2 separate regions of the Homo sapiens genome follow, and region 2 is linked to region 1. Evidence: chromatin loops called from intact Hi-C (ENCODE). Cell type or tissue: GM12878. All regions are shown on one strand. Links, peaks and the distances in the headings refer to the core of each region. The heading gives the core; the rest is flanking DNA. Region 1 overlaps ANKS1B (ankyrin repeat and sterile alpha motif domain containing 1B). Region 2 overlaps ANKS1B (ankyrin repeat and sterile alpha motif domain containing 1B).

The links. Hi-C counts contacts between places; a loop is a spot of excess contacts. Peaks named below come from ENCODE experiments on the same cell type or tissue, not always from the same donor. Only the 100,000 strongest peaks of a DNase experiment are listed, where the experiment ranks them.
Region 2: it touches region 1 in a loop (2.2-fold over the local background); 2 of 110 quality-filtered maps call a loop at or near these places.

Annotation. Positions count from the first base shown.
Region 1 is chr12:99,387,873-99,393,257 of GRCh38, forward strand. The region is part of intron 12 of ANKS1B (ankyrin repeat and sterile alpha motif domain containing 1B); the gene reads right to left. Among named protein-coding and RNA genes, the nearest start is that of GARIN6, 260 kb to the right of the region's middle. In GM12878, for the core only: a CTCF peak has its summit at 2,928 (motif pointing right); no DNase peak of the experiment used is centred there.
Region 2 is chr12:99,450,640-99,456,024 of GRCh38, forward strand. The region is part of intron 10 of ANKS1B (ankyrin repeat and sterile alpha motif domain containing 1B); the gene reads right to left. Among named protein-coding and RNA genes, the nearest start is that of GARIN6, 190 kb to the right of the region's middle. RefSeq lists enhancers at 4,532-5,033, 5,034-5,385. In GM12878, for the core only: no CTCF peak of the experiment used is centred there; DNase peaks (open chromatin) are centred at 2,882 and 3,797.

The DNA.
Region 1 (5,385 bases), core at 1-5,000:
TTACCAAGTAGATTAGATGCCAAGGCATTCCAAGATGATGAAAAAGTACTTAAAACAAGGAGCCATGAACTCTAAGAACAACATACTTAGAAGTCCATGATATATTTGGATAGAGGTGAACAGGAAGTTATATCCAAATTATCAAGGACTGTGTTGAGCATGCTAAGACATTTGGATATTCTTATATAAAAGTTATTAAGCAGGGACAAAGCATAAGATGTTCTTAAACAGCGGAATGGCATGATCAGATATCCTTTTTAAAAAAATAAAAATAAAAAAAGAACTCTGTTAGCTTTAAGAGACTGTCAAGTCCTGGAGGTGGGAAGCCTAAATGAGAGACATCAATAGTTTATTTAGGTCTGGATGATCCCTAATATAGTCTCCCACCCTCTGTCTTATGTCTTAAGATTTCATTATCAGAGCTTTAGCTTTATAATTTAGTACCTATTAAAGTAAAAATTGGTATTTTGGGAATGATAGGATAGAAAATTGCATAAGTGGTTAAGTTGAGCTTGGGGATGTGGGGCAAAGGTGACAGTTTTAAAATCCTTCCCTCTTTATTGTGTAATCTCAAAAAGATCAAGGGACTGGTATTGATGGGAGAGGCACCTTGAGGCCAGAGCAGATGGAGAGAGGGACAGACACTCTCTTTCCAAAATCAGAGGAGCATGGGATATGTTTGTTTTCTGCCTCTCCATAATATGGCACAACGAACTTAGTGGCTTACAAGAGCATGCATTTATTATCTCACAGTTTACAAGAGTCAGGAGTCTGGGTGGCTTAACTGGGCCCTCTGCTCAGGGTCTCATTTAGATATTGGCCAGGGCTCCAGCTCTCATCTGAGGGCCAGGGTCCTTTTCTAAGCTCACAGACTGTTGGCCCAATTTGCTTCCTTGCAGCTGCAGAGCTCATGTGGTTTATTCTCCAAAGCTAGCAACAAAGAGAGAGAAATTCAGCTGCATCAAGTTGCTAACTTCTATGCCCGAAATTTAAGGAATCAGCTTATTATCAGTTCATCTCTCTTTTGATTAACTTAAAACCAGTGATTGGAGACCTTAATTACATCTGCACAATCCATTCACCTTTGCCCTAAAACATCTGGGAGTTATATCCTATCACCTTTGCCATTGGCTAGTAGCAAGTTATGGGCCTCACACACACTCAAAAGAAGGACCTCACACAAAGGCCTGGAGACAGGGAGCAGGATCACAGCCTTCTTAGAATCCTGCCAATGACAGATTTGAAGAGTTGAGGTCACTAGAGTCTAGGAGAGGCAAGGAACAATCAGTCTATCCAGTAGGTAGAAGTAACTGGGGAGAATGTCTGGAACAAGTTCTGTTACAGGCTGGCTCACTGTGGCATGACACCTAAAAGTGAAGCCTGCGTTTGAAGGGCCTGGCCCCAGGTAAACACATGAGGCACCCACCCAACATAGACAAGTGCAGAGAGCAAGAGGGGAAGATGTTCTCCCCAAAGAAGACTGTACAGATAGAAGATCTGAATAGAGAAAAAGGACTTGTAGTTTGAAAACTGTTTTCAACTAGGGGGAAGGAGGGGATTTTCTCCATAGCACCAACCTGGGAATACCAAAAGACTCTTTTCCTCCTTTTGTTTTAATTTTTCAATTACCGTAAGCTTTTCTCTCACAGCTTTATTTTTAACTTTAATGATCACACATATATCACACAAATATAACTAATACGCAGGGAGATTTTTCAAGAGATATAAACATCCTGGTTGAGAAAGTCAGGAGAGAAAAACTACTAAGTAAACTAAAAATGACAAGATAATTAGAGAGAAGATATATACAGCAATAAATTTGAATTTCAAAGAAAATTTCAGGTAACAAATCTGTTATATTTTCACGTGCATTAATAGAAGTTAAAGCAAGAGAAAATTGAGTTAATAAAAAATTGATTTAAAAAAAAACAGATTTTCAACACAAAATCTCTCTGAAACTACTGCGCCCTTGCCTCTGCTGTAATTTTGGAAGGATTAGCGCTTGTAGGACTCTGGCTGTCCCCAGCAGTGACACACCTTCCCACCCCAGGATACATAAAACTGGGGCACAGAGCAGATGGAATTTTCAGCTCTGCTCATCAGCAGGTTGACCTGCTTGTTCCAAGCAATTTTGTGAATTTAAGACTCTGGTGCCTGGCTGGACTCATAGCACCCGGGTGCTCTGCAATTTGTACAGAATTCTAAAATTTCAGGCTCTGCTTGTTGCCTAGATCTTTAGTAATAACAGCAATAAAAAAGTAATAATACCCACATGTATTAAGCATTTATGAAGCTACATTAATTAAGCATATGTTGTGTTTATGTAGTTTGCAGTTAATGGCACTGGCTTAATGTAATAGGGATAGTATTTTTTAAAGAAGAACTTGATATATTTCCATCTTCAAATTGTGTTTCACTGGAAACTGCTCCTCTTCCAGGGCTGGACAGGGTACCTAATGCCCTCACGGAAGAAAAGGTGGGTTAGCAAGTCAATAGACTTAAAAATCAGAGTCCTGCTTTAGACCAATCAGAATGACGTATGAAGATCTATTGTATAGACAAATGAGAAGCCCATCCCAGAAGAGAAAGGACATACCAGCTTCTGGAGAATTTCAAAACGGAAAAGGCTGAATGAGATGGGGAGGATAGGGAAATAGTTCTACATTTGTGTCTGGAACTTTCCTTTCTGGGCACTGGCCTCGAGAGAATGTAGCATAATAAATAGGTATTGGGCAAACATAAGAAAAGAGAGCTCTGGGTTCCCAATCCCATCTAGATTCTGGGCAGGGCCACATCCCATTAAACTTGATAGTTCCCTGTGGTAAGGACTAGCAAGATTTTGGGGATAAATCTTTCTGAGTCCCACTGATATTCCTAAATTACGAATGAGACCCAGAGGTACCTGGAGCCTCCAGAAGGGGGCCTCAGCAGGCAGCTGGTCTGAAAGCCAACTGGACTGCCCTGGGGCCAGCTTGGCAAGGGGAGAGGTGACCGCTGCAGAGGCTAGGAAAGACAGATGGCCGACCTGGCAGAGACTCAGAGGGACCACTTTGCCAGTGCGAGGCGAGCTGAGGTGACCAGCCAGAAAGAGCTCCAGGCTCTGGCCAGAATGGTCTTGACCTAAATATGCCACCTGCAGGCCACAGGTATACTGGAAGGGATGCCCACTCCCTATTATCCCTTTTCCTGTGTGTCTCTCCGGCCCCATGTACCAGCCATTCATTCGTTAGGAGTTTGAACAAAAAGCTAATTCAAACTTTCTCCATCCTCCTCAAATATCTCATCTTTGCCCTCTTTTGTTACTCTCCAAAGACAGCCTTGCTCTTGGTTCACAGAGAAAATAAGAGCCACCGGACAGTAAAATGCAAATCAGATCATCTCTCTTCGTTTAAAACACCTATCAATGACTTCTCATTGCTCTTAGGATAAATACCAAAATCCTGAAGGTAGCTACAAGGGTTTGATTGGGCTTTTACTCGCTTTGCAGCTTCAACTGCTGTCATTTCTCTCCTTTCTCTCTGACCTGCAGTTTCATGTTAATTTCTACCACAGGGATTTTTTTAAATATGCTATTCCTTCTTTAAAGAATAATCTTCCTTCCCCACCTTGGCCTACTTAATTCTTCTTTGTCTTTCAGAGCCCCACTCATTGTTGGCATGAGATCAGTCACCCCCTTGAGATACTCTCACAGCACTTTCTCATGGCACACCCTGAGTAAACATATTTATTTAATATTGCTTAGGTAAGCCAATAGTATTATATCAACTAATTTCATTTGGAGTAGCAAGTCCCATGCACTAGCTAACTAACATCACCCCATTATCTAACTATATATTTTCATAATTTTAAGTGCTGAAAAGCAATCAACTTTTCTTCATCAAGCATCTCGTAACCTGTACCTTGCCTTCTACCTGATGTGCAATTTGTCACAAAGGCACTGGGTGAAAGTCATCATGTGACACCACAGGAAAACAGGAAAAAGTACAGGAGACACATTTCATGATTTATCAAGAAGTGACAAGAATATAATTTACCATTACATCTATATGCAGCATTTGATATAAAAATACTTGCCTCTAGGGTACCTAAAATCCTGGTCTATTGAAAGTACTGAACTTACCAACCAATAACTCAGCTAATATATTTAATGTATATATTTTTAGGAAAACAGGTCCCAAAGATGTAATCTCGCATCATCCTCTCTAACCCTTTACTTTCTCCATATCAGCTTGCCCCGAATCTTAGCTTGGAGTTGAGAGGTCATCTCAGCAGCCTGTTCCTGGCCTTCCTGTCGGCTGGAGGCCAAAGCCTCCCTCAGCTGCCTGTGTCCAGTGGCTGCTGTAATAATGATGTCTCAGCTTCAGGAGGTCTATTTCCAGGCCATGTGAGCTAATTAAAACACAGGCCTTCATTTGCCTTTCTGGCAATCCCTGATCAGTGTGAGAGGCCTATGCCACCCTCTCCATTCTAATTTTAGTTCTCCTCTAGTGTTTTCTCTCCTTTGCAGAAAAGCGTCCTATGCTGCTAAGCACTTACAGGCTTTTGTTTTTGTTATTTCTCCCACTTGGAAAGAAGCACTTTTCCACTTTACTCCTTTTGGGTTTTCTCCTCCCATCAGTTTTCTCCTGCAGGAGGTGATGGTTTGAAACTACTAGCAAAACTGAAGATAATTAGTTACCCAAGGTAGTTGACTTGCTTAGCAGGTGCCCTTGAGAAAGTGCTAATGCACAAAATTCTTCATGTGGAAACAACTTTTTGGACACAGCTTTCTATAAAGATAGAGAACACCTGTTATCACTGGCGATGCTCAGCTTCTTTTCCCCCAGCAATTCACAACACAACTATCCAGAGTTCAGAACTCATAAATTCACTCACAATAGGCTGAGATGCTATTTTTCGGTCTTTTAAAACGGATACTCTTTACTTCTGATAAGCATAAAATTATCACATGGCTTCCTCCCACCCTACCCTCCCTCACTGAAAAAAAATCATTATCTCAACTATCTACTCTACATATCTACTTGAATATCCAACAGATTTTCAAATTAAAATGTTCAAAACTGAGATTTCCCCATCTCCACTAATATCAGCTCCATCTTTCCAAAGGTCAAAACACCAAATATCTTTGAATTACAACTTTGGTCCCTTTTATTTTCTTATATCCTACCTCCAATTCATCCAAATATATATGTAGATAGATTGATAGATCAATCGATAGACAGATGATAGATAGATAGATAGATAGATAGATAGATAGACAGATAGATCTACCTTTAACATAGATCCAGAATTCTACCACTCCTCACCACCTCTATTTAAAAAAAACTGTTACCCGAGGAAAGAAGAACACACTGGCAACCATTAAGGGGACCCAAGAGATTGAAA
Region 2 (5,385 bases), core at 248-5,247, 63 kb after region 1:
TACACTGATAATTTGATTTTGTACTATCTTGCATTGTTCATTAACTCTTCCAGACTAGGTTATATTTTTGCATAAAGTCATATTTCTCTCTATATAGCTCTTAGCTTAATGCAATCCTTTTAAAGTAATAAATGAAGTAAAGTAGATAAAGCAAAACCTGTGTCAATGGAAACCAACACAAATGTATTTAATAATATGAAGAAAGCTGGTCTGGCTTTTATAATAATTCCATGATCCTTTCAAAGAAAATCCAAATGAGAAGCATATTCTAGAAGATATATGAGTCTTAAGAAGCTGGTTTATTCCCAAAATATCCTTGATAATATAATTTACAAAAAATACCAATTATCCAGTGGACTTGGTAAAATAGCAGCCTATGACCAAGACAGTTTTACATGCTCAACCTACATTTCACATATGCAGTTACAAAATATTGCTGATAAAAAGGAAATGAGGCACATAAAACTGCTTAGGGAAAACTGCAAAATATACTTGCAATTTCAGATTGAAATAAGAGGACTATCTTCTTGTCAGATTCCCTTACTACATATTAATTATTCATTATGAATGTCAGTTTAGTCTATAATAACAACATTAGAAAAAATACTTATAGTTTATTTTATCTTTTAGAAGAAAAATATTCTATGACTATAAAATAATTCATGTGCAACATTACAGTCTAGTATTTTAACATCAATACCCAGCATGTAACAAACAGTTTAAGTATACCAGGGACCATGATAGATGCTTTTCAGCTGAAGAATAGGACTGAGATTACTTCTGGCTGGGAATTCAAGAAAGCTGTCATGGAAGAGGCAGGAGTTATGAAGGCCTCTGACAGACTAGTAAAATTCAGGCATGAAGAAATGGCTGGGAAGGGCGTTCCATGAGTTGGAAGCAGGTTGAGCAAAATGTAGAGAGATGGGAAAGAGGCACATTTGTGGAATAAAGAAGAGTTCAGTTTGAATAAAATATAATATTCATGGAGGAAATGCTAAGAAATGGAGGAGTCATACACAAAGACTTTGGGCTTTGAAATCAGAAAACCCTAAGCTGAAATTCTGGTATATTTAACTTCAGTTTCATCTTCTGTAAAACAGTGCCTTTCACATAGTGTTACAAAGACAAATGAGGCATGTACAGATACGTGTGTGTGTGTGTGTATGTGTATGTCTGTGTGTGAATACATTGCCTGACACATAGTAAGTGCTCAATAAAATTATCTATTACTATTATTATCAGATATATGAATATAATCATAATAGCAAATAAAACTAGATAGGTGGCTTGATGCCTTATTATGGAAAATCCTAAGTGCATCACTTGCATCACTAAGTAATCATCAAATATAAGTATTTAATAAATCCTAATCTAACAATTCATGAAGCACAATTTTTACGTTTTGGTATTAAGTCAAGAGTTGACAAATTTTTTCTGTAAAGGGCCAGATGGTAAATATTGTAAGCTCTGTAAGGCTACATGATCTTTGTTGTAACTACTCTACTCTCTTTGGGTAGCGAGAAGGCAGCCACAGGAAATATATAAGCAAATGGGTGTGTCCGTATTCCAAGAAAATTTTACTTACAAAAACAAGCAGTAGACAAGATTAAGTTTGTTGGTGATAACTTGTAGATCCCTGTCTTAAGTACTTCCTATGGAAATGTTTTCCCTTTTATGGACAGACCTAGAAGAATGTTATATTATACATTTTCATTTCCATATTCATATTATAGATGAACATTCTCACTGTGTAATTAAAAACTAAGGTTTTCAATATAAAGCTAGAAATTTGTCATTTGTACAAAAAATGGCATTATATCTAACACCAGGGCAGTCCTTTGTACACAGCAACTGTTCAATATATGCTCATTAAATAGATAAATAAATAAGACCAATGAAATCTTTACATTTTAAAGTAACTTTGTTGTAGTGATTGTACATGACTACCACTTCTGGGAGAAACAGTACAGAAATCATAAGTAAAAAAGCCCAAGTATCCTGTTTCAGTATTTTCAGTGAGAAAGTACTCACTATGTACCACTTGAGGAAGATAATATTTAACAGTAATTTAAGAGAATTAGTTAATAATCCAAATAATTAACACATTTTACTTTCTCTAGTGAAGGTTTGTTAAAAAGTAACAATTCTCTTAAATATACCGGGTTTGAACTTCCATTACTATCACCAACAATAGTGTTAAATATTCAAGTCTTAATTAGCCAGCAACTTTACCAGATGAAATGTGTGGTAGACAGCCTCTAGGATGGTCCCAATTGAGCCCCACCTCATGGTATTCACACTTTTGTGAAATTTTGTCCCCTAGGGTGTGAGTTGAACTCGTTGAATTGCTTCTAACAAAGAAGAGATGAGGCCGGGCACAGTGGCTCACGCCTGTAATCCTAGCACTTTGGGAGGCCAAGGTGGGCGGATCACAAGGTCAGGAGATCGAGACCATCCTGGCTAACATGGTGAAACCCCGTCTCTACTAAAAATACAAAAAATTAGCCAGGCGTGGTGGTGGGTGCCTGTAGTCCCAGCTACTCCGGAGGCTGAGCCAGGAGAATGGTGTGAACCCGGGAAGCAGAGCTTGGAGTGAGCCGAGATTGCACCACTGCACTCCAGCCTGGGTGACAGAGCGAGAGTCCGTCTCAAATAAAAAGAATAAAAAAGAAAAAAAAAGAAGAGATGAGTTGTACTTCTGGGAATAGGTTATAAAAAAAGACTGTGGCTTCCGTCTTGTGTGTGTCCTCCTTCTCAGATCTCTTGCACTGAGGAAAGCAAGTAACCACATTGTGAACAACCTTATGCAAAGGCCTACGTGGCATGGTAAGGAGCTGAGGCCCTCATTTCAACAGCCCACCAGAAACTGAACCTTGTTAACAGCCACGAGTTAGCTTGGAAGCAAATCCTTCAGCCCCAGTCAAGCCTTGAAAAGACTGCAGTTCTAGCCAACAGCTTGCTTACAGCCTCCCGGGAAATCTTGAGTCAGAGGCATCCCGCTAAGTCCCTCCTAGTTTCCTGACCCTGTGAGATAATTAATGTTTGTTATTTTCGGCCACAAATAGCAATAGATAACTAATATAGTAAATGTTTGGTTAACGTTTATAACATGGCCAACATGTTTGTGCTACAATGGTGCTTAGACTTTCAGCCTTGTTTTGAAGGAGCTGACTACTTAATGGAAAACATAGAAGGGCAAATATAATTACAAAATTGTGTTACTTATGCTACAAATTCAGCAATATGGGAACACAGAAGAATGAGCCACTAACCAAATGAGGGGGCCAGAGCAGAAAGTTAGGTTATAGGCAGAAAGAGAAAGTGAAGAAAAAAAATGTAATAGCCTTGAGGAATGAGTGCCATCAAGAACTCAAAGAGGGAGAAGCATTCCAGGCAAAGAAAACAGAATATGCAACAGGGCAGAAGCATGAACGAGCATTATGCCTTTGGGAAGCTATAAATAGTTCAGCTTGGCTGAAGCACAGGATATGTGTGGAAAAGTGAATGGAGATGATGTTGGCAAGATAAAGTATTCAGATGAAAGATGGAAAGGTGTATAAAAAGAAAACAAAATTGCCTTTGTAAAAGATTAAATTTTTCTATTTAGGAAAAAAAGTCAGCCACATTGCATTTCTAAAATTACTTTCCTTGAGGCTATGATCAAATGCTACTTTCATCTATAAAAAGAACAGACCACAAGGCTATAGTCACTTTAAAATTCTCTGCATGCAAGAGGCCACATCTGTGTGCTAAAGAGTAGAATGATTGACTAGCAGCTTCAAGCCAATAAGAACTTTGGTCTTATCTACACCAGAGAAGTTCTAGCAAAGAGTCAAAAACTCGAAGAGTTAGAGGACATCTAAAAGTCCAAGATCTCAATTCAAACATAAAAAGCAGTGCAATGAACAGATGGTTGGGAGAGTGTGCTCTCTCCCACCTTTCCTTTACTTTTGTTTCCTCCTCTTTCTCAACCCATGGCAGGGAGATGGTCTTTTAGCATAATAATTCACCAGAGGTATGCTGTAATTGGTGAGCAATATTAGTAGGAGAAATGTTTCCTTGTCTTATAAATTCTCTACTCTGAAGAATCTCAAGGATTTATGAGAAATGCAGGAGTCTTGTAGAATTTTACCTTCCTCCTCCCAGGATGATGCCAAGAATGACAATTCCCTGGCCTTGGCTAGCAAGACTGAACTAGAATCCTGGAGAACTGCACAGTTAAGAAAATGAAAGAGAAAGGGAGGCCATAGAAGATGGGTTCCCTCCCAATGCTTACTTTTATGGACTAAATGTTAAGCAATGAAGAAAGTAAAAAAGAAAGAAAATATTTTGCATCACATCAGTAATCCGTGGATTCTCTGTTTTACTAATGCACTTGTGCTTCAATTCTTATTTTGGCTCTTCAGGCTCTCCTGGTTTTGAGTCCCATTTTAGGTTGTATGCTTTCCCTTTTGTCTTAACAACCTATTCTTTTCTCCGGTTGTACTCTTAGTGGTCCCTGTATTCATCTTCTATATCTTTCTATTCATTCCAAAATTATGTAAACACCCAACCTGACCAAGACACACCCTAGCACTAGCCCACCAGGCCAGAACCCCTACTAAGTAGCCACTGACTCTCTATGAAAGGAAGTTAGAAAATGAACCTGCTGAGAGTAAAGGGGGAAAAAGGTGGATAGGAGGCAGGACTAACTTGCAGCTGCCACTCAGATGGACAGAGCAGCATGTGGAGACCCACATCATGAACTTTTGCTCCAAGAACTACCATAGGAACATACCAGGAAAGCAGAGAAAACCACAGACCCTTTGAAGGAGTAGATTGCCACTGCAGGCTCTGTGAGTCAGCTTGCTTTCTCAGCAGGGAGGTTTGTAGCCTGGGGCAAGTTCTTAGTCCTGCTCATAGGCTGCCTGGAAATAAACGGTGCTGTTGGCAGGGCACAGTGGGAATGAGACTGGCCTTTTGGGCTGTGGGCTGTGTGGGAGTTGGGTGAGGTCTGTGGCTGCTGGCTTTCCACCACTTTCCTGGTGACCTGTGCGACTCAGCAGAGGCAGCCATAATCCCCCTGGGATATAACTCCATTGGCCTGGGAACTGCAACCCCACCCCCAACAGTAGCCACAGCAAACCCCACCCAAGGAGAGTCTGAGCTCAGACACACCTAACCCTGTCCCCACTTGATGGTTATTGTCTGCTGGCCCTGGTAGCTGAAGACTAAGGACATAATCTCTTGGGAACTCTATGGCCCCACCCACGGCCTGATCCTTCCTATACTACTGCAGCTGATGTGCTATTGAAAGCACCACCTCCTGGCTTGAGGACAACCAAAACAAAACCAGCGCACTTAACAAAAATACAACCAAGGACCCTCAGAGAGTCCACTTCACTC